2 separate regions of the Homo sapiens genome follow, and region 1 is linked to region 2. A link is an interaction called in ENCODE POLR2A ChIA-PET data of the cell type or tissue named here. Cell type or tissue: HepG2. All regions are shown on one strand. Each heading gives the region's core, and the rest is flanking DNA. Links, peaks and the distances in the headings are about the cores only.

Region 1 (2,910 bases), core at 239-2,738, 78 kb after region 2:
CATCCTCTGGAACTGTTCCAAGGCATCTTTTTTTTTTTTTTTTTTTTTTTTTAATGTGTCAGTGTTGGCAGGGGGCAGACATGGAGATAACCAGAGAACAGAGAAGATTCCGGCCAAGATAAATGACTAGGAGCAACTAGTGTGGGCCGCTCTCACAGAGAGAAGAGTGTTGAGTAAATACTAGCTCTTCAACTGGATCTTCCAGGAGGACGCACTGGGAATCATCAAGGAAGCAACACGACCTATGTAGAACAGAGAAGAGTGAGACACGACAGCCACCCACCCAGGAGTGGCGCAGAGCCATGGGAGACTCCCACTGCGAAGAAACAGTGAGCTAGTGAGAGTTCCTAGGGACCCACATTTCTGCCACGGAACTTTGCAACCCTGAAATCAAGAGATTCCCCCATGACTCTCCCCCAGCCGGGGCCTCCAGACTGAAAAAGACAGCCATGTGGAGTCTGGGCACAGTCACAGTTCAGGCACATGAGAAGTACGGGACTCTTTGATCCCTGGGCATCCCAGCACCAGCAGCTGCAGCTCCTGCAACATCGGAGGCCAGGATCCCTAGCATGCCCCCAGGATAGGGGCCGAATCCGTGGACTGAGCAGTGGATGAACAGCAGGCCTCACCTCTACTGCACCTCTCTGGACACGGCCCACTGGCCTGGGACCGTAATGCAGCCACCCCAACCACTCCTGAGCTCTCCATCGGGGAACAGCTCTGCACTTCCCTGAGACGCAGCTACCAGAGGCAGCAGACAGGCTCTCATGTTTGCTGCTACACAGTCCTCTCTCCTGTTACCCTCGGACTCCAGAGGAAAAGCAGTGATTAGAATCTAACATGGACCCTCAGCATAGTTCCGTTGCCTTACAGAAAAGCGGCCAGTCTGTTTCGATGCAGGTCCGTGCCTCAGCTGCTCCTCACCGTGGAGGGCCTCTCCACCTGGGCCCCCAGCACAACCACTCTGCCCCAGCCTGAATACTTCAGTCAGTGGCAGCTTTGCATTTCTCCAGGGAGGAAACTCCAGAGACAACCCAAAGTCCCTCTGCCATTGCAGCTTCAGTGGTACTGCCCTTGCTGCTCTCGGTCTGGGAGAGGAAGAAAGGGTGTGGTCGCTATGCTGGCACCCCAGCACATGGCAGCCATCATGCAGAAAGGAGCCCAGACTTTCTTCCCTGTGAACCGCCACCCCGGACTCTTTACCAGGCAGGGCCCCAAGCTCATGACTGCAGAGCAGCTGCCCCACCCCCAGCTGAACATTCCCACTGGCAGCGGCTCTGTTTCTCTGGGGTGGAGCTTCCAGAGGCAAACAACAGCCGCTCTGTCACTGCCACTGAAGTGATTCTGACCTTGCTGCCACCCGACTAAGAGCCTAGGAACTTTACTTGCAATTCCAGCACACCAATGTTGATACAGGAGTAGATAAAAATGATTTAGACAGATAGTGAGGGCAAATAGTCCCAGACAGAACTTCGCTTCTCACAAAAAGCAGCCCAAGAAATCACTTCTTTTCTAACAAACAGCAACTGGAAGATTGGGCTGCAAACATAGATAAGGAAGCTGGAAGCTTGCATGAGGGGATGCTGGCCGTTGCACAGATAGAAAGGGCTACAAAGGACCAGGCACGTCCACCATGGGGGTTCCACCTCCCCTTTTTAGCAGATGCACAGTAAGAAAGAAATAAGCAACATGGAATAGCTCAAGCTGAGGAACTGCCTGCATAATAAAACATTGGGGTGGGGGGCTACCAGAGATTTGTACCCTAAGTAGATAGCACACCTGGTCCTAACTGGTTTTTCATGCTCTATGCTGATCAGATACCACCTCCCCACTAGCTCGTCTATAAAAACCCCTGCATTTCACTGCAGTACAGCAACCCTTTTTCTGGGATCCCTCTCTGTAGCAGAGAGCTGTTCTCTTTCTTTTTCCTATTAAATTTCTATTCTCAACCTCATCCTTGGTGTGTCACATCCTTGATTTCCTTGGCCATGAGACCAAAAGCTCTGGGTGTCACCCCAAACAATGAGGCCACTTCACTGTTGTCATATGGAAAGGAGCCCAGTCTCTCCTCTCTGTGATCCTTCCACCCCCCCCCCCCCCCCCCGCCACTCTTCGCCAATCAGGGCCCCCCAGCTCAAGCCAGCAGTGCAGCCACTCCTGCACTGCTGAACATTTCCAGTGGCTGGACATGGAAATGGCTGAACATTTCCATTAACAGTGGCTCTGCATTTCTCTGAGATAGAGCTCCCAGAGGCAACTGAAAGTCCCTCTGCACCTGCCACTGCAGTGGTACTGCCCTTAGAATGGGGAAGGAACAAAGATCCTGAAGGCTTTACCCACAACTCCAGCAAGCTGCAGTCTCCCTAAGGAAAAGAGACCACTCTATCTCCCTTGTGAGCTCCCCACCCCCAATTCATCACCAGGCAGGGCCCCACAGCTTGGGCTCACAACACAGCTGCCCCACCCCAGGCCAGTCACACCAATTGGCAGCGGCTCTGCTTTTCTTTTGAGTGGAGCCCCAAGAAACAAATGAAAGCCCCTCTGCCTCTGCCACAGCCACTTCCAAGGCCCCTTGCCCTGCTGCCTCCAAGTTGGGGAAGGAACATAAAGCCTGAGCTCACTCCAGGGCTGTGGTATACCAAGCCAAGATCTACAGCCAGCACTGAAGGAGGAGAGGAGCCCACAACTTCAAAGCACTGAGTGGGAGCACAGCCGCAATCATGAGGAAACACAGAGGAGCCACGTGGCCAAGCAAGAGCCTAGCTATTGGCCATTATGCTTAAACACCATCTACTGGATCAAAGCCCAAAATTCAACACCAAAAATACTTTGCTAATATGCCCTCCTGTGAAACCAAGGACAAGAAGTCAGCTACAAATAAAGACCCTACACAAAGCCTTGGCCCTCTGA
Region 2 (2,910 bases), core at 136-2,635:
TGCCAGATGCCAGCCAGAACTCTCCTGTATGAGGTGTTTGTCGGCCCCTGCTTGGAGGTGTCTCCCAGTCAGGAGACACGGGGGTCAGGGACCCACTTGAGGAGGCAGTCTGTCCCCTATCAGAGCTCGAACGTTGTACTGGGAGAGCTGCTGCTTTCTTCAGAGCCATCAGGCAGGGACGTTTATGTCTGCTGAAGCTGCCCCTTCCCCTAGGTGCTCTGTCCCAGGGAGATGGGTTTTATCTATAAGGCCCTGACTGGGGCTGCTGCCTTTCTTTCAGAGATGCCCTACCCAGAGTGGAGGAAACTAGAGAGGCAGTCTGGCTACAGCGGCTTTGCTGAGCTGTGGTGGGCTCCACCCAGTTCGAACTTCCTGGTGGCTTTGTTTACACTGTGAGGGAAAAACTACCTACACAAGCCTCATTAGTGGTGGATGCCCCTCCTCCCACCAAACTCTAGCATCCCAGGTTGACTTCACACTGCTGTGATGGCAGCAAGAATTTCAAGCCAGTGGATCTTAGCTTGCTGGGTTCCATGGGGGTGGGCTCCTCTGAGCTAAACCACTTGGCCCCCTGGCTTCAGCCCCCTTTCCAGGGGAGTGAACGGTTCTGTCTCACTGCATTCCAAGCACCCCGGGGTATGAAAAAAAATAATCCTGCAGCTAGTTTGGTGTCTGCCCAAACGGCCACCCAGTTTTAGGCTTGAAACCCAGGGCTCTGGTGGCATAGGCATTGGAGGGAATCTCCTGGTCTGTGGGTTGCGAAGACCATGGGAAAAGCATAGTATCTGGGCCTGAGTGCATCATTCCTCACGGCACAGTCCCTCATGGCTTCACTTGGCTAGGGGAGGGAGTTCCCCATCCCCTTGGACTTCCCAGGTGAGGCAACACCCCACCCTGCTTCGGCTCGCCCTCCGTGAGCTACACCCACTGTCTAACTAGTCCCAGTGAGATGAATGGGGTACCTTAGTTGAAAATGCAGAAATCACCCACCTTCTGTGTTGATCTCAGTGGGAGCTACGGACCAGAGCTGTTCCTATTTGGCCGTCTTGCTAGCTATCTCTTGATTTCTTTTTCAGGTTGTTTGCTGTTGGCATATAAAAATGCTGCCGATTTTTTTTTTTTTTTTTTTTTTTTTTTTTTTTTTTTTTTTTTTTGAGACGGAGTCTTGCTTGGTCTCCCAGGCTGGAATGTAGTGGCATGATCTCGGCTCACTGCAACCTTTGCCTCCCAGGTTCAAGTGATTCTCCTGCCTCACCCTCCTGAGTAGCTGGGACTACAGTTACATTCCACCTTGCCTGGCTAATTTTGTGTGTGTGTGTGTGTGTGTGTGTGTGTGTGTAGTAAAAATAGGGTTTCACCATGTTAGCCAGGATGGTCTTGATCTCCTGACCTCTTGATCTGCTCACTTCAGCCTCCCAAGATTTTTTTGTATGTTAATTTTTTTATCCTGCAACTTTACTGCATTTGTTTATTAGTTGTAATAGTTTTTTTTGTGAAGTCTTTAGGTTTCTCCAAATATAAGATCATATTATTTGCAAACAAAGATAATTTGACTTTTTCTTTTCCAATTTGAATACTCTTTATTTCTCTCTCAAGTCTGATTACTCCAGCTGGAACTTTCAGTACTATGTTAAATAATAGAGGTAAAAGTGGGTATCCTTATTACATTCCAGAACTTACGGGAAATACTTTCAGTTTTTTCCCTATTCAGTATGCTACTAGCTGTTGATCTTTCATATATAGCTCTTATTGTTTTGAGGTATGTTCCTTCAATGCCTACTTTCTTGAGGGTTTTGACCATTAAGGGATGTTGAATTTTATCAAATGATTTTTCAGCATCATTTGAAGTGGTCAATGGTTTTTGTCCTTCATTCTGTTGGTATGATCTATCTTGCTGATTGATACATGTAAATTGAACTATCCTGGTATCTCTGGGGTAAATCTCACTTTGGTCATGATGAATGATCTTTGTAATGTATTGTTGAATTAAGTTTGCTACTATTTTGTTGAGGATTTTTGTATCAGTTTCATCAGGGATATTGGCATACAGTTTTCTTTTTTTTAATGTGTCTCTATGTGGTTTTGGTATCGGGGTAATATTGGCCTTGTAGAATGAGTTTGGAAGTATTCCTTCCACCTCTATTTTCCAGAATAATTTGGATATGATAGGCATTAGTTCTCCTTTAACTGTCTGGTAAAATTCAACAGTGAATCCATTGGGTCCCAGGCTTTTCCTTTCCTGGAGACTCTTTAACATGACTTCAATCTCATTGCTTATTATTGGTCTGTTCAGGTTTGAGATTTTCTTCATGGTTCAAGCTTGGTAAGTTGTATGTGTGTAGGAATTTATCCATTTTTTCTAGGTTTTCAAGTTTATTGGAATACACTTGCTCATAGTAGTCTCTAACGATCCCTTTAATTTTTGCAATATCAGTTGTGTCTTTTTTTCCTCTATGATTTTTTTTTTGAGTCTTCTGGTTTTCTTCTTAGTCTGCCTAAAAGTTTGTCAATTTTGTTTACCATTTCAAATAACCAACTCTTCATTTCATTGATTTTGTGTTGTTTTTTGTGTCAAATTTATTTATTTCTGCTCTGATTCTTATTTCTTTTCTTCTACTACTTTTGGATTCAGTTTGCTCTTGCTTTTCTATTTCTTTAAGATGCATCATTAGGTTGTTTATTTGAAGATTTTCTACTTTGATGTAGGTGTTTATTGCTATAAACATTGCTCTTAGTATTGCTTTTGCTGTATCCCATAGGTTTTGGTATATTGTGTTTCCACTTTCATTTGTTTCAAGAATTTTTTTTAATTTCTTTTGTAATTTCTTCATTGGCCCACTGGTCATTCAGAAGCATATTGTTTAATTTTCATATGTTTTCAAAATCCCCAAAGTTTCAAACTTCCAAAGT

Evidence for each region. ChIA-PET counts read pairs that join two places held together with the same protein. Peaks named below come from ENCODE experiments on the same cell type or tissue, not always from the same donor. Only the 100,000 strongest peaks of a DNase experiment are listed, where the experiment ranks them.
Region 1: POLR2A ChIA-PET joins it to region 2 with 6 read pairs; 2 of 35 experiments call an interaction of 5 or more read pairs at or near these places.

The regions. Positions count from the first base shown.
Region 1 is chr4:103,305,364-103,308,273 of GRCh38, reverse strand. No RefSeq gene overlaps it. Among named protein-coding and RNA genes, the nearest start is that of CENPE, 110 kb to the right of the region's middle. RefSeq lists an enhancer at 889-1,406. In HepG2, for the core only: no CTCF peak of the experiment used is centred there; a DNase peak (open chromatin) is centred at 1,303; H3K4me3 peaks cover 1,565 bases.
Region 2 is chr4:103,383,242-103,386,151 of GRCh38, reverse strand. No RefSeq gene overlaps it. Among named protein-coding and RNA genes, the nearest start is that of LINC02428, 40 kb to the left of the region's middle. In HepG2, for the core only: no CTCF peak of the experiment used is centred there; no DNase peak of the experiment used is centred there.